Regions from separate parts of the Mus musculus genome. Here region 2 is linked to region 1. The links are chromatin loops, found by intact Hi-C in ENCODE. Cell type or tissue: heart. All regions are shown on one strand. Each heading gives the region's core, and the rest is flanking DNA. Links, peaks and the distances in the headings are about the cores only.

What was found. Hi-C counts contacts between places; a loop is a spot of excess contacts. Peaks named below come from ENCODE experiments on the same cell type or tissue, not always from the same donor. Only the 100,000 strongest peaks of a DNase experiment are listed, where the experiment ranks them.
Region 2: it touches region 1 in a loop (2.0-fold over the local background); 5 of 42 quality-filtered maps call a loop at or near these places.

Annotation. Positions count from the first base shown.
Region 1 is chr11:33,008,676-33,019,436 of GRCm38, forward strand. No RefSeq gene overlaps it. Among named protein-coding and RNA genes, the nearest start is that of Gm12111, 88 kb to the left of the region's middle. In heart, for the core only: no CTCF peak of the experiment used is centred there; DNase peaks (open chromatin) are centred at 4,746, 5,146 and 5,336; H3K27me3 peaks cover 629 bases.
Region 2 is chr11:33,093,444-33,104,204 of GRCm38, forward strand. No RefSeq gene overlaps it. Among named protein-coding and RNA genes, the nearest start is that of Fgf18, 49 kb to the right of the region's middle. In heart, for the core only: a CTCF peak has its summit at 4,596 (motif pointing left); DNase peaks (open chromatin) are centred at 5,248 and 6,898; H3K4me3 peaks cover 485 bases; H3K27ac peaks cover 324 bases; H3K27me3 peaks cover 2,077 bases.

The DNA of each region.
Region 1 (10,761 bases), core at 1,001-9,000:
TTCCAAAAGCCAGCCACAGCTTCCATTCTTGGGGCAGGGTTTCCACAGCAGAGTGGTTCTCTCAGCTGCTGTGTCAGGGGAACCACATGGCCCATGCATGTGCTGAGAAGACAATTGAGTATCTCTCTGGTTGGCTGGAAATCAACCCTTGCAGAGAGTAAGCCAACATCAGGGCCTCTCCTGACCTCTGCCTTTGCCTTTCCCTGGTCAGAAAGCAACAGCACAGAATATAGCAGGAAGCCCCTTGATAGAGTAAACTGAAGCCTAAACACACACCCAGGAAAGCCCAGACCAGGTCTATCTAACAGGGATGTGGCTTGAGATGACAGTGGCCTCGAGAGGCATAGAAGTAGCAGTCCTGCGTGCCCCTAGTCAGAATTACAGGTGGCAGAAAAATGTGTGCTCAGCAGTCTGAAGGCAGACCTACCTTGGGAGGCTTGGGGATATAGTGTCCAAGATCTGGGGGTGGGTCACATAGACACACAGATTGTTGCGGCTTGGAGGGCTGTTCCCAGAAGCCCAGATATAAAGGTTTGGTCCCTGGGGTGGTGATGTTGGGAGATGGTGAAACCTTTATGTCATAGGGCCTGTGGGAGGATACATTTAGCCCATCATGGGTGTTGCCCTCAGAGGAAATGTGGAAGCCCACTAAATCCCTCTGTTCCTGCCCCGTCTTTAAACATATACTCCTGCCATGGCACGCTGCATAAAAGCAAGGGGCTCTCAATAACAGGTTTGAGCCTCTGGCACCAGAGGCTGAAGTAAACCTCTCTTTGCTTTATAAGTAGCCTATCCAGTATTTTCAATAATTGTGTGTAATTGATCAACACCAAGACCTTTCTTTGAAGACACTTTTTTTCTATTTACTAGATATGGGATCTTTATTCCTCCCTGGGAGCTTTGATTTTTCCTATCTTTTACATGGGGCCAACATCACACATTTCATGAGATTTCGACAATGGTAAAAATGAGACAATACACGTGTGTCTTAGTTACTTTTCTGTTGCTGTGATAAGATGCCATGACCAAAAGCAATGTAAGAAAGGAAGGGTTTCTTTTAGCCTAAGGTTCTAGACGAGCAATTCTCAACCTGTGGGTCGTGACTCCTTGGGGCTTAGAATGACCCTTTCACAGGGGTCACCTAAGATCATCAGAAAATACAGATATTTACATTATAGTTCATAACAGTTGCAAAATTAGTTTTTAAGTAGCAACAAAAATAATGTTATGGTTGGAGGTCACCACAACATGAAGAAATGTATTAAAGGGTGACAATGTTAGGAAGGTTGAGAAGCAGTGTTCTAAAGGGACAGAGTCCACACTGGTGGAAAAGGCATGGCATGGGGGCAGAAGAAGATAGACAATCACATTTCATCTGCACACAGGAAGCAGAGAGAAAGAATAGAAAGTAGGGCCAGGCTACAACCCGCTCCCCCAGTGATGTACTTCCTTCAGCAAGGTTCCTCCTTCTAAAGGTTCCACAGTCCACAGCTACATCAGCTGGAAACCAACTGTTCCATTACATGAACCTCCAGTGCACCGTTCTCATTCAAACCACCACAGTGGGAAACGCTTGTAGCTTTCCCTCTGCTTCCGCCAAGAAAAAAGGCTCAAAAAGAACCATTTTGCTATTTTTTCTATGCAACATGGTCCATGTGTATGCATGTATGTACACACATGCACAAACTACAGAATACATTTACCATGATTGTAGGGAGCAAGCAGAGTCCTGAGTAAATGTATGGTATTGATGTGGGCACAGCCATTCCAAGGACACCAATGCCTCATCAGAATTACAAAGCCTTCTCTAGGAAGGGCTCAGAAAGATGGCAAGACCTTCCTCTGGTCCAAGCATGGATAGTGATAGTGTGTGCAGAAATTAACCACTGTGGTCTTCTTTCTACCTTGACCTCCAGATATATATGGCATGAAGACAACTCCCCTACAGAGCCTGCTCCTACAGAGACTAGCTAAACCTGCCTTCTTGTTTTTCCGTATGTAATAATCACACATTCTTGCTCAGCTGTATACAATACACCCACCTCTCTGTCCAACTGTAAATAATAAATGCACTGAGCTTCCAGGCTGCTGCAGCTTCTCCATCTAAGAACCCAGACTTCCATCCCTTCAGTGCCCCAGTTGGGTCAGTCCTTGGAGCCATGCATAGCACAGTAATACACACTATAAACTATGGAGTAAGCAAACACTCAACAAGTAAAAACTATGAGAATATAGCATGCTCTGTGATATATACATACAACAAGGATCCACATCATGTAATCTATGATATATACCAAGAGTGTATATAACATAAACTATGGTGTATACACAATTGAGAAGCATCCCCAGGGTCTACATATCTGTACTTTCATGGCCTGTGAGGTTGATTGTTGAAATGATGTGAAAGCAGAGAGTAATCAAGTCTGGAGTCACCTACCAGTATATGATAGAGTGCTGTTGCAATGCAGTGTCTTTCTTTCTTTTTATTTCTTTTCTTTTTTCCAGACAGGGTTTCTCTGTGTAGCCCTGACTGTCCTGGAACTCACTCTGTAGACCAGGCTAGCCTCGAACTCAGAAATCCACCTGCCTCTGCCTCCCAAGTGCTGGGATTAAAGGTGTGTGCCACCACTGCCCAGCCAGTGCTTATTTCTTTAGAATCCTTATTCTCACTCACCACAGATGTTCAGTTACTTTTGTTGACCCTTCTGAAAAACAATTGGCTGTTGGCTGTAACAATGTGGCAAGTGGGGCCACATTTCCCATCACCTAGCAACTTATCTCATGCTCTGGGAGTTCCCAGGAGAATAAAGAAGATCACAGACCCTCTTAAGGTCTGGCTTGGTCCATTTTCTGCTGCCATGACTTGAGAAGAATAGAGGCCTGTTCAGGACACACTTTCAGTGACTTGTAGTTCAAGGGCATGACACAAGGACGTGAGGAGGGTCTTCCTGCTGCATCGTGCAGCATGGTGGAAGAACAGAAGTGCTGGTTCTGGAAGCTTCTAATACCTTTATGGGGGACCACATGACTTCTTCATCCACTCAATCACTCCCAGAGTCCCTGCTGCCTCCAAATACAACTAACATAGGAATTTGAGGATTAAGTGGGGGGAGTCACATGCAAACCATAACAAGGCCTAAACTCAAAAGGTACCACCATCACCTCAGCCATGTTATCTTAGTCAGAACAAAGCAGCGTACATGCAAAGACTTACCAGACAGGGAGAAAGACTGCCTCTGGATGGAGGGAACTTCAAAGCATTATAAAGCCAGCATGGAAGAGATCTATACATCTCTTCTGTGCATCATACAACCTGCTTGTGGGGCAAAAGGATGGTTCAGTGGTTAAGGGCCCCGGTTGCTCTTTCGGAAGATCCAGGTTCAATTCCCAGTGTACACGCAGCAGCTCACAACTGTCTGTAACTCCATTTCCAAGTGATCTCGCCCTTCTGGCCGTCACAGGTACCAAGGATGCACTGCAGTACAGACATGCATACAAGATAGCCATAAAATTTTAAAAATCTCAAAAACATAAAAACAAAATCTTAAAAATGTAACAAACAATACGCAACACCTAATCTGCTTGGCACAACCATAAATGTGAAGAAGCCCATTCCCCGAAAACTACATGCAAAAGATTGCCTTTGATAGCACTGAAAAGTGGGTTCTAGGAGTCCCTGTATGTAGTCAAGGAGGAGTGATGATTAATTTTTGTCTGACCGGAAAGAAAAGCACTTGGACCAGTACAGTACACACCTGATGTGTCTGAGAATGATTCCTAAGAGAACTTTCTGAGGGGAGCATCACCCTGAAAGTGGGTAGCATCATGCCACAGAGGCTGTGGGTACCAGTCCCGGAGCACAGGCATCCTCTCCTCTTTGCTTCCTGGCAGAGGCATCCTGGGATACTCCGTTCCAGAGCTCCATCCAGCACACCCTCCACACCAGGATGGATTGTGAGCCCAAAGAAATATTTCCTCCACCAAGTTGTTTATGTCGGGTATTTTTGTCACTGTGATGAAAATGCTAACTAACGCGCTGGAGCAGCAAACACAGAATGCAGGAAATTGGCTTCCTGGGATTGCAGGAGACATGGGAACGGGAATGCAGAACGTGGGTTATGACCACTGCTTTGTTTTTGTTATTAGAGTAAGGAAAAAAATTGAAGGCAGTCGTAGGAAAACTGGACGATGATTAGGCAGACTGTAAACGATTGAGGTTCAAACGGCGAGTCACATGTTACAAGAGAACAGACCAACAGCACTGGCAGCAGACAGGACAAGGGAAGCTCTTGGAAGGGTTTAGTGAGGGAGAGATTCTGGGATCAATTCCAGAACACCAGCTAGAGAAACTGGGCAATGGGGCTATCCTGGAGCCAGGAACCTGACAGAAATAAACCCACAAGTGTGTTGGGAATGCCTGTGAAGATGCACAGAGCAGGCCCGGAAGACTGCTAGGGTTCTGCAAGTTTGAAGAATGGTCAAGGCCAGAAAATCAGGAGCTTCTAGGCGATCCAGCACGGGGACCATCCCAGAAAACCCTGGGCTGTGTCACATGGAAGTCCAGCCCTCAGAGCCTGGCCTTACGGGGGCCTCCTGGGCTCCCCCAGCTCTTCCTGAGGACTCCCCGGCCACGTCCACAGTCAGGCCTCCACCCTGAATCTCTGGGCCAAGCCAGTGAGCTTGAGGTAGTGGCTGAGGGGGCCCCAACAGCCTTCTCCTCCCCCGACAGGGCCAATGGGACCCCAGAGGGGGCTGGCTGTTTGTGCAGTGACATGCTTGGCCCCGGCCCCTCCTTACTCATGCTTTTGGCTTCCCCGCGCTGATTTTGGGTGGATCCCAGTTCGGCTGCTGGATCTGGGAGCTTGGGGCTGGGGCTGAACAGAGGTTCCTTTAGCTGTTCCAACCCAGAAAGGTTCCAGCCCCTTCCCCCTCTCCCCTTAGACTTCATCTTTTCCCACACCCAGCTTCATTACAGAATGGAGCATCCCGGAGCTGGAAAGGGCCTCAATATTCCCTCCCTCAAACCCCCTTCCACAAAGGGAGAAAAAGGCCCAGAAAGACAGGCCTTCCCAGGGTCACCCAAGCAGGTAGGAACCGGGGCTCCCAAATCATACTGCCCACAGCGGCTCTCTTAGATGCTGTTTGTTTGGGAAAGGCCCAGGGCTAAGCCTGCTGCAGTCACCCTCCCCTCCCAGGGAGGCAGCAGACAGTGACGGACACTCACTTTGACACTTTCATTCCATAGGAAATTGGAAATTGCCTGTCAGAGGTGTCCGGGTGGCCCAGCTGCCTGCTGCCCCACACAGCCCAGGCTGCCTCACCCTGACCTGGCCACCAGGACACCCATGCAGCATCCCCTGCGCCCTGAAGGGCGTGTGGGTGTGGGGTCCCATGCGCCAATCTCAAAGAATTGTTTTGCTCTGGTGAAGCCTCTAGCCGAGCTTTGCTCCAGAACAGGACACAGGCCTGGCTGGGGCTCTAAACTCTGACATTTAGCTACACTTGTTTTCCACCCCAGGGGTTTCGGGAGTCTCCCTCACTATGCTTCAGCGTGGCTTCCTGCCCAAGGTCACAGGGTGATTGAAGCAAGGGGCTGAAGCTCGCCTCCAGGGCCCTTGTGTAGCCAGGATATCCCAAGACCTCAGCATTACCTTTCCCAATGTCTTCTCCCCAAGGCCCCCAACTCATTCCTTCCTTGAGTTTTTGGCACCCAGAATCTAACACTGGAATCTCAGTTTTGTCTCAAGAAGCCTGGCTTCCAGAAGTCAGCGCTGCTGTTGCATGGTACTTAGACTCTCCGGTACCTGGCTGCCTGGACTGGACTCGAGGCTGCCATTTTTTTAATTGTGTGACTCTGAGCAAATGGCTCTGCCTTTCTGTGCCTCTCCTTTCTATTCTGTAAGGCATAAGGATAGCAACTACGGCATCACACACTCTGAATTCCAACACCTGGTGCCATGGTGGTGGCCCACACTTACATAGTTCTGTGTGAATACTCAGCAATGCTCATGAAAATGGTTATGGGAGCCCCAGAGCTGAGCTGAGCCAAAACAAGGGACTCCTGAACTAAACCCTGTAAGCAACTGACAGGAAATACTGGAACTTAGGCATTGAGTACTTATCTGTAGACCTGATGCTGGGGACTGAGGACCCGCAAGGTCAGCCTAGGCTGGAGACAGACAGACAGTCAGACAGACAGACAGACAGACAGACACAGAGAGACACATATAGAGAGACAGAGAGAAAGACAAACAGACACAGATACAGAGAGACACAGAGAGAGAGAACCTGCCCCAGAGAAATGAAACTTGGTCTCCAAGTTTTTGAGAGAGTAAGACCCAGTGAAAGGATGGAATGGTGCTTTGCATGGCTGGTGTAAGGAAAAGACCAGGACAGGGTGGGCTGGAATTAGAAAGAAAAGTTTCTGGCTTGTCCTGAGGCACTAGGGAGCCACTGAAGTGTATATACCAGGAGAATAACGAGGGGAACTTGCCTTGTACATTGCCTGCTTAGATGAGTAGAGGGGTAAGGATTGGAGGCTAAAAGGCACAAGCTGAAGCCATCACAGTCACAGAGTTGAGAGAAAATGAAGAACAAGACTTCCTAGTATTCAGGACAATTCCCGAGGCCACGCCCAAGCCGGCCACATTGGTCTTCCCAGTCTTCCCTCTTGCTGCAACAGAGCAACGGGGCAAATCAAGATCTGTGTCAGGGCGAGCCTTGCGACACAAGAAACAGTGTCACTACTGGGGTTGTATGTGGTGAAATGACTAGCTACACTTCCTGCCAGGCCCGGCCGGGAGTGTCCCTGTCTCTGGAGAGGAGCAAGGACGTCTTTTAGGTCATTCAGGAGGGTGCTGATGAGATCTTGACAACAGGGTCACAAAATGACCCTGTTCTCTACCACCAATTCAATACCACCTGGCTCCCATGGGACCTTTGGCCAGGTGGGGAGATCACCCAAAGGAGAAAAACTAATGGCTGTGGGTGATAGGAGGATGGCAGAAGCTGCCCCTGGCTGGCAATTCCCAGCTGGAATGGATAGGGCAGAAAGGATTGTTGCTGTTTAGTTCCATACTCAGAAGCCTCAATATCAAGTTCCAAAACCATGGCTCCTCTCCTCTGTACTGGTCTGAACCTCCCCAGAGTACAGCCCAGTAAGGTTACACTGGGAAGGGATCTTGGTGTTGGAGGGGCCAGCATGGGTTCCTGAAGAACGTAAAAGATAAAGTAAGGTGACCAGCCAGTGAAACTGCTTCTGGGCTATGGTAACACATACTGGGCTAAAAGCAGAGATTCACAGCTCTCTGTGTATGACTTAGCAGTTCCTGAGCCTACAGGACTTACCTCAAAATATCAAAAGAAGTAATAGATGCTCCTTCCAGAAAACACAGTGGGTTAGCAGCACTGACCCAGCGCCTCAGTGTGGTGCCTAAAAACACTGGATAAAACACTAAAACCCCCTTTTAGATTCAACAACAAGACGGTTGGAGGGATGGAAGCAGATCTCAGAGCAGCCACAAACCCGCATGCCATAAAGATGAACACCGCTTCTGCCATTGTCCCGAGGGCACCTCCCCACCCCCATGGGTCTCTAAAGCCAGTGCTTGGCTTTGAAATGGCTACACATCTGGAGACAGAGGTCAGACCCTTAGGCTCAGGAGCCTTTAGGGGAGACAGCTATGGCACCCACATAGACACACTGTGCACTGTTGTCTCTGCCACCCTTGATTTTGAATGTACTGGGGAGAGAGGATGAAGTCTCCCATGAGAATCTTCAACCATTTGTCTGTCCTCGCAGATACTTGGAGATAAACTTAAATGGCTTATGAAACCTGAAATCCCTAAAGCAAAAATTGGTTGGTAGTGATCTCACCTAGTGCCCCAGAGAACTCACAGAAGACTCCGAAAAGAAGGAACCTTTTCAGCCGAAGCCTCAGAGAGCATCCAGGGTTAATGTGAGCTCCCGTCAAAAAGCATAAAACGCAGGCCGCGTGAGAAGACTCAGCAAAGCCCAGCGCTAGAGGATCCCACCTGCGTCTCTCACTTCCAATTAGGATATGAAAAAATGCCTGATCCTGTGGTGATTGTGAGAAAAACCTAGGGGAAAAAAATCAAAGCCCCACTTTTCTTTAAATAACATATTTTTTATTCTTTGTAAGTTTCATACATTTATACAGAGAATATTGATCATACTCTACCTCCTCCCCTAATCCTCCCTGCCCCATCCTCCTCCCAACTTCAAGTCCTCTTTTTAACTTTTGTTTGGGTTATTAATGATGCCCCAGTCCAATTAGTTCTGCCCATATGAGCATGAGTGTGTAGCTATCCACTGGAGTATGAGCAGCCTACCAGTGTCTTCATCCCTAAAGGAAAACAACTCCCCTCTCCCTCTCCCTCTCCCTCTCCCCCTCCCCCTCTCCCTCTCCCCCTCCCCCTCCTCCTCCCCCTCCCCCTCTCTTGTCCCCCCTCTTCTCCTTCCCCTCCCCACCTCCTGTCTCAGTACCCATCAACTACCAATAAGGGAGGATCCATTCATGCTGGGATTTTGATTGACTTGACATGGTGCAGGTCTTGCGCCGTGAACGTGCATGTATTACGGCCATGTTGTAACTGTGTCTGCCATGTCCAGAGACCAGCATTCCACTGCTCTCCCCATCTGCCAACTCTTACATTCTTCCCTTGCTGTCTTCCATGAAGTCTCTGGGCCTTGGATTTCAGGAAGTTGATAGAGATGACCCACCAGAGCATTCATCCATTTGTTGCCAGCACTATGACTAGGTTTAGACTCTTAATTAACCCATAGCAAAAAAGAAGCTTCTGTTTGTCAGGCCTGAGACTGGCACAAACCTATAGGTATAAACCTAACGCTATAGAATTCAGTTTAGCCAAACTAATAATGGGGTTATCCCTAGGGTCTACAATGGCCCCACTCATGGGCTTTTGACCAGGTGTACAATACCAGGCATAAAGTCCCTCCTGGGGAGCAGGCCCCATGGGCAGTCAGAAAGTGATTGCTATACCAACACCATCATCACTGTTGTACCAGGGAGCAGATTTTGCAAGCGGGTCATTCTTGTAACATGCAGGAGCCAGTGAGGTAAGACAATTACTGCCTTATCCCCCCTTGTAACCTGTATAGCACCTTCTGACTAAAATACTTTTCTGTGGGGCCAGTAAGAAATAATAGGCAAAAATAAATCATGATGACACCTCTACACCTCAGGGATAGAATCTAATCTAACCATAAGCACATCTGTCACAGATACAGTGACATTAGAGATGCAGGGAACTCCACTGAGCCCTGGCACCCATTTCCAGCACAAGCCAGATATTCTTCTGCTCTGAAACTTCCCTCTCCCAAAGTTTGTTGATACAGCAAAAATGAAGAAAATGTTGGTAAACAGCCTAGCAGCCTCATGATAAAAAGATTCTTTCACCTGACAGAGCTAAATTCAAAAGCACACCAAACTAACTGAAACTACAAACATGGTCTCAATATGACTTACTTTTTTTCTAACGGAAGAACTCGAGAGTCAAATTCGGATTAATTCAATCCAGTTAGCGCTGCTGTAACCCAGCTTCACCACAATCAGATCAGGGGAATGGTCAGACACTGCAGCTGCCAGGCAGAATAAGGCTGAGGGAACTAAATGGCCCAGGCTTGCATTCATTCATATATATACATATATATATATATATACATACATACATATATATATACATATATATATGCACATATGTATATGCATATTCTATATCACATATAGAATAAAATAAAGATGTGTCCTCTCAGGAAGCAAGCAGCTAAAACCAAACCTAAGAGAAAACACAACACAAAGGACGTTATGGTTGGAACCAATTGATAAGGACTTAGAACAAGTGTTATTAACATATTTAAACTTTCAGAGGTAAATAAGGATATAATGCACGAGGAGATTAGGTATTTCTTCAGGGAACCATCTGCTGTACTTAAGTAGCAAGATGGACCTTGTAGCTAGCATATGTAACAGCCAAAGCTAATTGGATGGAAGGATGGTGGGTAGAAAGCACCAGGGTTTGTTGTTGTTGTTGTTGTTGTTGTTGTTGTTGTTGTTTCGTTTGGTTGGTTGGTTGGTTGGTTGGTTGGTTGGTTGGTTGGTTGGTTTGGTTTTTTGAGACAGGGGTTTCAAACCCCGGAACCAGATGGAGACTTGCAAGCTCCAGGGAGGTCACAGCCCTGGGGCAGCCACTCACCCCTTTCAGTGGTCCCATGGCAGGAAGTTCTTTGTGATCCCGGAGCAGCCTGCGCACATTTTCAGAGAGCCCAGGCAGGTGAAAGGGACACTGTTCTTCACAGTTTGTTCACCTGCGGTCAGATTTTCTGTTTCTACTTCTGATGACAAAGATGTGGATAAAGAGGGACAGGACCTTATCACCATTGGAAGTCACTTCCAGAGGGGTTGAAGATATATTTTGTTTAATCATATGTAAGTGCACTATACCCATCAGATCTCATTACGGATATTTGTGAGCCACCAGGATTTGACCTCTGGAAGAGCAGTGAGTGCTCTTAATCACTGAGCCATCTCTTCAGCCCGGGGTTGAAGATACTAATGGCCCCTGCCCCCTTTCTCTTAATTTTTCTTTTCCATTTTTGAAGCTAGACATTAAAGACTAGACTGTTCAAAAAAATTAGAATTAGTATGTGACCACACATGTTAATATATGACCAAACATGGCTAGTGAAAGAAATCTGCTCAGAAAATACCCCCCTCCAAA
Region 2 (10,761 bases), core at 1,212-9,211, 85 kb after region 1:
ATATATATATATATATATATATATATAGTTCCTCACGTTGTGGTGACCCCAAACTATTTTTGTTGCTATTTCATAACTATAGTTCTGCTACTGTTATGAATCATATTGTAAATACTTTTGGAGATAGAGGTTTGCCAAAGGGATTGTGACACATAGGCTGAGAACTGCTGCTCTACAGCTTCTGATTCCTCTCCTGCCTCCAGGTTCCGACTTTGAGTTCCTGCCCTGACTTCCCTCAGTGATATGGTGTGACCTGAGACTTGTAAGATGAAATAATCCTTTCCTCCCCAAATTGTTTTTGGTTATGGTATTTTATCACAGCAATAGAAACACTAAGACAGAATTCTGTTGGTACCAGGAGTGGGGTATTGCCATGATAGACTTAACCTGTGTTTTAGGAGGATTGTGGTAGCATTTGAACTTTAGACTAGAAAAGCCATTGAGTGCTCAGAGCTCAGTGGATTCTTCTAAGATAGGTTGGAAGACAAGAATTTTGAGAGTAATGCAGACCATGGAGTCCTGTCTTGGGATGTTTCAGAAGAAAGCCTGAAAGTCTCTTAAAGACTCTATTAAGGCCATTTGATATTTTGAACTAAAGATCATGGTTCTGGACACCTGAGACCAGTGAATCAACGGTGATTAACAAGGGAATAGAAACACTAAAGTGAAATTATGGGGGCCTGAAGAGATGGCTCAGCAGTTAAGAGCATTGGCTACTTTTCCAAAGGACCCAAGTTCAGGTCCCAGCACCCACATGGCGGCTCACAACTGTTTGTAACTCCAGTTCCAGGGGGTATTGTAGTAGAATTAATTTAATCTTATCCCCAACTAGCTTAAAAATAAATGAGTCTAAGACTGTGGTTATTGTATTTGACTTCGACAATTACTAGGGGTAACCCCTAATCTACTTTTCTATCTGCTGGCCTGGCCACCTCCCCGTGGTGTACCCAGATGCTTGCTGTTTCTCCTAGCCATGGGCTCATATCTTTCCTCTCATGGTGTCTTCTCCCCCCTCCTCCTCATTATTCTTCTCCTCCTCGCTTCTCCACCTCCAATCAGGTAACTGAAAAAAAACACCTACCTCTAATCCCTCCAGTAATTGATTGTAGCCATTTTTACTTAACCTATAGTTTTAAATCAAGGAACAAGGTTTGCACAACAAAAGCCGATAAACGTGAAAAAATCTCTTGTAGGCCTAGACCTTCTGGTACAAGATTTAGCATTACAATAAATACCAGCAGAGCAAATGACAACAGGGTCTGGTACCTTCACACAGACACATGTGTAGCCAAAATAGCAATGGACATAAAGTGAATTTTGCATTGCTGGAACAATTGATAATTAAGAAGAGACCAGCATCATTGAGGAGAAACCCTCTGGGAAGTGTTTCCCCAGGGTCAACACACAGAAAATATGGTCCAGAGGGGACCAAGGCTGCATTGCATGCTGGCACCCATACTTGGTAATGTGTAAGAGTCATCCACATAGTATTGGTTTTAAAGGCATGAAGGAGTCAAGGAGCTCACTTAAGAGTTGACACTGTGTGACAGGGCTGCAGTGGCTAAAAAAAAGAGGTCAGGAGAGGCTATGGTGAAGATGTAGCCTCTTTTTCAGTAGAAGCCCCAGAATTTAAGGGCCATGGAGAGAAGCTGGAGCTTAGCACCACCTGCCAAATTCCCTGAAGAGAACCCAAGAGAGGATACTGCTGAAGGTGCAGTCCAGTTGCAGTAGAGACTCCAGCATTTTACAGATGCCAATCTGTGGAATGATAACCAAGGAAAGCAACAGCTGTGCGGCCGGGACTATGAGACAAGTTGTGTGGGCTCTGGATGGCAAAGCAAGAGAAGTGTAACCATCAGTGCCCTTCAGAGCCTGGAGGCAGGAGAGTGGCTCTTAGACTGCTAGCATTGAGCTTTTAGTACGTAGAATTTTGGTTTTGCTTTGGTCTGATTGTTGGTTCTTTCTGTGCCCTAGTTCTTCCCTCTTGGAGTAAGAAAGTATTTAACTTTTATTTTATGGGATTCCACAATTAAGAGACTTTGAAATTTTATAGAAATTTTGGAATTTTAGAGAAACTTGAATATTTTAGAGACGCTTTGAACTTGCATGAAATCAGTTATGAAGTCAGATGCGGGGTGTTTCTCTACTGTCTCTCAGAGCAGCAGTGGCCAGCAGGGTCATTCATTCATTCTCTCACTCGCTCATTCATTCTCTCACTCGCTCACTCGCTTGTGAATGCCTTAGAAGCTTTGCTGAGCTCTCAGTGGGGGTTAAAAGAGATGCAGCTCCAAGGCCATGGTTCTATGTGGAGCCATGACACGACATGGAATTTAAGTGCACAAGAAGCCCCACTGCATTGATCACCATAAGATGCTACATTTGAAGGCTAGAGAAATTGTTCCATGGTTAAGAAAGGATATTACTACTGCAGAGAATTCAAGTTCAGATCCCTGTATCCATACCAGGTGACTCACAACTATCTAACTCTGGATCCAAGGGGTCTAATGCCTCTGGTATCTCTCTCTCTCTCTCTCTCTCTCTCTCTCACACACACACACACACACACACACACACACACAATTTTAAAAATAAAAGATTTTTTAGTTTCATATTTAAACAAGAAAATGTAGCCAGGTGATAGTGACACACACCTTTAATCCCAGCCCTTCAGCAAAGGACACTTGGTTTTCTTATTCAAGAGGCAAGCAGATCAGAGTTCAAAGCCAGCATGGTTTCTAGATTAAGTACCAGGATAGCCAATGCTATATAAAAACCCTGTCTCAGAAAGAGACAGAGACAGAGACGAGAGGGGAGAGGGGAGAGGGGAGAGGGGAGAGGGGAGAGGGGAGAGGGGAGAGGGGAGAGGGGAGAGGGAGAGAAGACACTTCACTCCATGCCTCTCACTGAAAATGTTTGGAAGGCTGCTGTTAGAGTATGAGCAAATACACTCTTTTCTCTCACATATTATTGCAGGGAACATAAATTGATTCGACATTTTCAGAAGGCAATTGACACTAGAATTTATCTTCAATAGGATCAGGGCGCCACATGCAGCCTAGTAACTGATCACATGGCATCCTGACTGGAGAGAAAATATAGAAGAGGAATTGGACTGAACAGAACACAAGCCTGAATAAGCTTCTCTCTCTCTCTCCCTCTCCCTCTCCCTCTCCCTCTCCCTCTCCCTCTCCCTCTCCCTCTCCCTCTCCCTCTCCCTCTCCCTCTCCCTCTCCCTCTCTCTCTCTCTCTCTCTCTCTCTCCTCTCTCCCCTTCCCTCCTTTCTTCTCCCTTTCCCCTTCCACCCATCCCTCTTGTCCTTCCTTTCTGCTCAAGACAGAATTGTAGGGAACTGTGCCAAGCTCACAGAAACTTGGTTTCCTTCTTCCCAGAGAAAGGAGCTAAAAATCGGCCTGAGCACCAACCAAACAGCAGCTTACTGACAGTCCCTGAGAGGCCTCGTTCAGATGTCCAGTGTCCTAGAAGGGCCCCAAGGCTAGGCTCTGCTTGGCGGTCCTTCTCCTGCGGTGTCTGCTGAGGCTGGACCCCACAAAGCAGCAGCAGAAACTCATACACCTGCTGTTTCCTCTAAGGGCTTTCTTCTTTTCTTTTCCTTCCTCTCCTCTAACGGAATAACTAAAACTCCTTTATTGTAGTCCCAAGAAAGATTCCAACAGAACACTTTTTAAGCCTCTGATCACACCAGGCTTCATGATGTCCACTGAACAAAGCAAGACAAAGACAACATAAGACCTACAAGCAGACGTAAATACTAAATGTGTGGTGGGATCAATCTCAGTCTGCACCAGAGGCTTCATGAGGAAACACCTGTTTGAGCAGGGTCCGGCTAAGCTCGGACTTAGCACCACTGACTTGGGCACCCTGGGAGACACCCGCTCATCCTCTCTACACTTCTATTTAAAAGCACAAACATGCACTTCTCGGGATCCTTTGAAGACATTGGTGTGAACTTGCTCAGCATTGGTCCTACTGAATGCTTGTATGCAGCATCAACTGGGACCACCCAATGACATCCTCTTACTGCAGGGAGTCGGAGACACGGCAGCTCCAGATAATCATCCCCAGCTCATGGGAGAAGCTAGAAAATCCAGAGAATGGACCTCTGTGAAGGAGCAAGGCGCTCCTGTCAAAGGAGAAGCTCCTGAGAATTAGGACCTTTGTCCCACATCAACTCCCCAAGCCAGACTCGGTGCCACGCAATCGTGGAAGCTCCTCTGGGATAGTGCACTGCTCAGAGGGAAAGTGGAGATCTTAGTTGGGACACTTGACAGAGAAAATGATAGAGATTATAGGAATATAAACATCTGTCCTCCAAACCATCCAAGCCTGGGCTTTCAGCTATCTTGGCTGATCATGGTCCCATCGTCGTCGTCACTGGAAACTCGGTGGCCTTGGTGAGTCATTGCTGCTCCTCTGGAGCTCAGTGTTGAGAGGGGACACAGTACTATGATGTCCCAGAGGTATGGAAGGAATTAGTTCAGCGCACAGAGCATAAAAGTACGCAATAAAGGCTGTTCTTGCATGCACCTGGGGTAAGCTGCTTTGTTATTTTAGTCAGGTTGGGGATGTGCGCCCTCTAGTGGTAGAGCCCCTCCCAGTGGTGGTGCAGAAGCTTTCTGCCTTGGGGGGGAGGGTCGAAAAGGGACCACAGTAGATTAACTCTTCCAGAAGGGCTTTCCGAGGGCGAGAGCTGAGTTCCGATCCAGGGCCACAACAACGGAATCCAGGAGTGGTGATCTGTGTACATAGAGAGACAGTACAAAGTTTGAGTCTGGACCACTGGAAACTCTAGAGAACTCTTCACGAAGGAACAAACCATGTTAACTAGGGAGGAAGTCATGAAGGCTCCAAAGGCAGTACTTACTCTCCTTTTCTCTAGTAGACCCTCACCCTCTCCACCCTCCTGTTCTGCTTGAGTTGTACAGACCAAGGTCCACAGGAGTCATAGGACTCGATCCATCAACTCCCAGAACATCGGAAGCACTTGGACTCTAGAGCCATGCTATGCTTTCTGCCCTCCAGTGCAAGGTCAGCTTAGCCTAGCAGGCGACAGAAGCCGGGATGTTTCCTTGAATCACAGAGTAGAGTTTCGAAGAAGGAGAAAAGGCAGCAGGCGGAGTTCCCAGGGCTGGAGCCTTGCCTGGCTGGTCCCTGGGCTCAAGGAGGGTGGGAATGACGCAGCCTGGGCCCGGCAGGTCTCTAGAGTACCATTCGCCGGGAATTTGCAGGCAGCAACAGCCAGGAGGACTGCGGGGCTCTGGGAAGGACAGCTGATCCAGTCCAGGCTGACTCACGGGGGCTTTGTGTATGGGGCACAGCCTGTGCTTAGCATCCTGTGTAGTTGGAATCCGAGAGACACCCCCACCCCTACCCGTGCACACACATACACCACCACAGAGAAGCACCCTGCGCCAGCAGAGTGGGTGTACCTAGGGGTGAGGAATAGAAACTTCCTCAGCAAAGAAGGGTCAATTTGGAACAGAGAAATCCCTAAGGACTCATGGGAGGGGGTGGCAGAGCAGGAGGCCAGGCGCAGCTGTGGGCTGAGGCCACAGACTGGAGGCTGCAGAGACAGACCTTCCCTGGACAGGCCCCCTTCTAGTGCCATGTGTCCTAGAAACCTTCTAGCAGGGTGAAGCTCACAGGATACTCGACATGTTTTTGTGGGATCACCCAGAATACAGATGACGATGAAGCTGACACTGAAAAGGAAGAGGCTTCAAGCTCTTGCGCCATTTCTACCCAGCACAACTGTCCATGGCTGTCCTGTGAGGTTCCTCTGAGAACCAGACAACTGTGATGAGGAAGGAGAGTCTGTCATCCTCTAGACCCAGACATCCATCTTGTACCCCAGCTAGCAGCAACCACCAACCTAGAGTGTCTCCCCAGACTGTGTACTGGGGCTAAATGTATCTTAAAGCCATGCACGGTGACAGGAAGAAAGCAGTCTCAAACCCCAGCTCTGCCGTGAACTCACTGTCATTTACATCTCAGCTGCACAGTTTCCTGAAGTGACAGGTATTGTCCTCTGCAGAAAGCATTTATGGAAGAAAACAAAAACCGCTGCCATTGGTTGAACCCTTTGAGACCAGCCAATGTTTAGTTGCTCTGACCACACCCACTGCTGGGCTCTCGGTATGCCCCATCACTGACAGCTTCACGGTCCCATTAACTAAACTACACTGTCAACTAATGACATGTGAATAGCATACAGATGTCATTATATGTAGGAATGTGAGTCTGAGTGAGGTGGCAAGGCCCCAGAACACACTGAATGAGACACTCCTGCCCCTACCAGGACCTGTTGGAACTGAACAGATCCTGGCCTGGCAAACCAAAAAGAGAGTCTGAGAAGGGTTCCTCTTGGAACCTGGGAGTCCTGGGCAAGTCTGCTCACCAGCTACCTCTGAAGCAACCACTCTGGGACAGACTTAAGACTAGACACTCCAGACAAAGCAGCTAGGGGCCCAACTCCATTGTTTTCACAACTAGGGGGAAGCCTGCTGAATACTAAACTGGTAGCAGGCAGGAGGCTTGGACTTGTGTCTTCCTGGCAGGATAACTCACTAGTGAGGAAGTCCTCAGTTCAGACAGCTCCACTAAGCCAGGACCGCTTCTTTCAGAGGTCTAGCTGGTCCCTTTAAGAAGAAAGGGGCGGGGCCACTTTCTATCCCATGCCCCTCCAGCTACAGCTGTGAAAGCAGGGCTCATGCACCCAGACTGAGCTGGACTGAGAGCCTCTGCTCACCCCTGACCTTCCAGCCACCCCTCTGCCTCTCCTAGCCCTAAGTCCCCATGCTTTGGTCCTGGCCTCTTACGAGCCACAGTCATCTCAGCTGATCTTTCCCTGGCCGGGACTCCTGGCTGGGCTGTCCAGCCCTTCCCTTCCCACTCCGTGCTTGGCAGAAGGGTAAGCGGCTGTTCTCGAGCTGGGCCCAGGGGGGCTGGCCAAGGCTAATGAGTGCAAAAGAGGGCGGAGGGGTAGACTGTCTAAAACGGAACCCCCTTTCCCAAGGAGCCAGCCCCGCCCACCAGGAGGATGTGAGGTGAGATCAGCTGTGTACACAGAACACCGAGAATGTGGTTATTTAGGCTTCTAGAAGAAATGGCTGGCCAAAGAGGTTTCAGACCCACCACAAGTGCAGACAGAACTCACCTGCTGTCCATCTGAAGACAGCAGGTTCAGGCGAGTACTGGCCCTGCCTGGCACCATCCTGGCTGCCTATCAGTCTGATGCTTTCCCAAACTTGAGTCCCACCTCCCACCTCAAACCCCCTCCAAACTCAGAGGACTCCAAGCTCTTTGGAGTGTTGAGAAATGTTGGATACAAGTGCAGGCACCGCCACTGCCTCCGTCGCCTGTCTGGCCTCAGTTTCCCCATCTGTAAGATAGCAATGATGCTGCCCACCTGGCACTCACGTAGATGGCTACAATAACGAGCTGCTGACATTAGACTGTACTCGGGTGGCGTACACATGTCTCCACAGGTAGAGATCTGTCTGCTGGCTCTGCTCACTCACCTGGACTCACAGTCCCTGACCAGCCTGAGCACTGGGGCAGCCCCTCCTCTCTACTCTGCCATTTTCCTGTCTGAATATGACCTTATTCAGCAGAGAATGCACAGAGCCACAGTGTAGCTTTCCTGCAGAAAGACTCGGGGTTCCTAAGACCCACTGTCAAGCTGCCCCTGTGCTGTCACTGAGGGAATTAAAGTGAAAGAGAGAGAGGCAACCTAGAAAAGGACAGATGCCTAGACACCCAACATCGAGACTGGGTCTTCCACTGCCTCCACAACCCAGTCTTTTTTTTTAAGATATTTTCTTCATTTACATTTCAAATGCCATCCCCAAAGCCCCCTATACCCTCCCCCCACCCTGTTCCCCAACCCACCCACTCCCACTTCCTGGCCCTGTACTGGGGCATATGATCTTCGCAAGACCAAGGGCCTCTCCCACCATTGATGGCTGATTAGGCCACCCTCACAACCCAGTCTTAACCCTCCTGTCTCTTGTGCTTGCTGATTCAATAATGCAGGGAAGGCCCTAAAAGATTGCCTAGAGGCTTCAGAGCTCGTGAGCAAGCCAGGGAAGTGCAAATTCAGCTCTCCAGACATCTCTGGCCTTTCACTGCTTTGTTGAGTCAAAGAAAATACTTTGACCCTTTTATAGGGATTTGGGGAGGGGATGCTCTATCCAAGAGAAACAGCTTTTGAAGGCCTCCAGCCAAGAAAGCTCAGGGCAGGGCCAGGAGGGTCCTCTGATCACAGCATGGGTAGGAAGCCGAGGGAGCAGGAGCCAGAAGACAGGCAGGTAGGAGGAGACCCCCATTCCAGCTGCTGCATCTCTCTCTCTCTCTCTCTCTCTCTATCTATCTATCTATCTCTATCTCTATCTCTCTCCCTTTCTCTCTCTCCTTGCTGCCACTGCTGCCCCTCCAGGGGTCATGCAGAGCCACACCCCACCATGACTCTTAATATGGCAGCTTCATTGCACACTGGTGCACAGTCATGAACTCTATCATTCATTCCCTCAGCACCGTCCAGGATCCTGCTCTCAGGTATCCTGCAGTCACACAGGGCTGCCCCTGAAGGCCCAGTGCCCTGACTGGGGCTTGTGTTCTATGCACCCACTCTGAGATCTAGGCCTCCCTAGAGTCTTCTATGAAGTTTTCTACCCGATGTGAGCTAACAAGCAGGAGGGAGGTGTCACAGAGCACTAAATGGGCATTTTTAGCTTGGCCCTGAAATTGCACACTTCTCTTGCCTGTATTTCACTGTATTTCACAGTCACCCTGTGACCACCTAGCATCATTCTCCATTCCAGCAGCGTCCCCACTTCCTCCTGGGGTTACCTTGTCCCCATTACACACTTTCTATTATGCCATTTCTCGCCTGCTCCCCCTATACTCAAGCCTGAACCTTGAGCAGTGAAGCTCATGGGACGAAAGTGATGGCTTCTGGCCCTGTTATTCAAGCTCAGAATAAAGAGGCAATTCCCAACACCTACTTTATCACAGATATTTCTGCGTCATCACACTGCCACTGTCTGTGTCCTCAAGTCCCTGGTGGATGGAGGAGACCCTGCTGAATTCACTGATGTTTTCACTGGAGTTTAGCAAGCTGCATTTAACACACTGTATGCATTCAACAAGTTCTTATAAAACTGAATGAACATAAAAGTCTTAAGGCTGAGTATATGGTTCAGTGGTAGAGTGCTTGCCTAGCATACACAAAGCCCTGAGTTCAAGTCTCCAGACCTAAGAAAGGAAAGAAAAGGAAGGGGAGGGAAGGAGAGAGGGAGGGAGGGAAAAGATGGAAGGGAAGGGAGAGGACAGGAGAGTCTGTAATTAGAGAACAGGATTCAAACTCACTTGCTCTGTGGTCTCTGGCATGTCTCTGAGTCTCTGTTCTCTCTTGTGTAAAATGGAAACAATCTAAGCATGTCTCTGGGCTGTTGATGGATTTAAATGAAGTAGTGGATATGAGACACAGAGGGAGCTCTTATCAGTAAGGGAGGGAAGAAGTTAGTGAAATTTTTAGATGATTGGAAGACCAAGTCCACCCCAAGAACTCTCTGAGCAGGCAGAAGGACTGTCAAACATAGTGTGTGATGCAACATCTTTGTTAACCAGAAAACTGAACTCAAAACAGCTTAGTCAGCCAGGAGAGTGTGTCGACTCGACATTGGGACAATCTGAGCATTTACTTCAGTAGGTTGTGGTCTGTCACCAAACACCTAGTTTCTAAGAAGCCAAGACTAGGTGACCAAACGCTAATTCATGGCCCATTTACTGAGCGCATGAGAAGAAACTAAGGTTTTGTTTTGTCAAAGCAAATAACGAAAACTGCCCTTCTGACATGTAGAACAAATACTGGCTTTTTATCAAGGGTTGTTTGCTTGTTTGGTCTACATGCAACAAAAGCTGTTTTGCTGTTATTGTTGCTGCCCATTTTAAAGTATGAAAGCCGTGTTTCAGCCCACGCTAAGAGAGTCTAGTCCTCAGTCCCGGTCTTGTTGACTCTGGGCCTGTGCCAAGGCAAAGCAGAAGGTCACAGCATCAGGAGTGTGTGCAGAGGCTGCTCAGCTCCTGATGGGCAAGAAGCAGAGAAGAACACTGCTCCCAGCATCCATGTAACATCCAGTAGTACACCTGTAATCCTAGCACTGCGGAGGCAGAGACAAGTCCCCGGAGCTCGCCAGGCTAACCAACTCAACAAACTCTAGGGCTAACGAGAGAACTATATACACAGAAATTAAAATTTCAAAAAGAAATTTTTAAAATGCAAGGTCAGCAATAAACACAAACACGAGTGCTCACACACACACAAACACGCACACACACATGTACACACACATGCACACACAAACACTCACACACATGCACATACACACACACGCACACACATGCACATGCACACACGTGCACACACACACACGTGCATGCATGCACACACACATGCCTTCTGATACCAATCTTCTCTATCAGCTTCCTATAAACGATGGACTGCCTGACATAAACAAGTTCAAAAGAAGAATTCTTTATTTCTGTCTAACACTTTCAGAGTGCTCCATCCGTGGTTTCTTGACTCCCCAGCTTTGGGAGAAAGTGACGGGGAAGGAATCTTCATCTGTGATGAACAGGAAGCAGCATGGAGGAACCCACATCATGGCAGACAGGAAGTGGGTAAAGGAAAAACAGGAAGTAACCAGGTCATGACAGAGTCAATCCCCAAGGACGCACCCC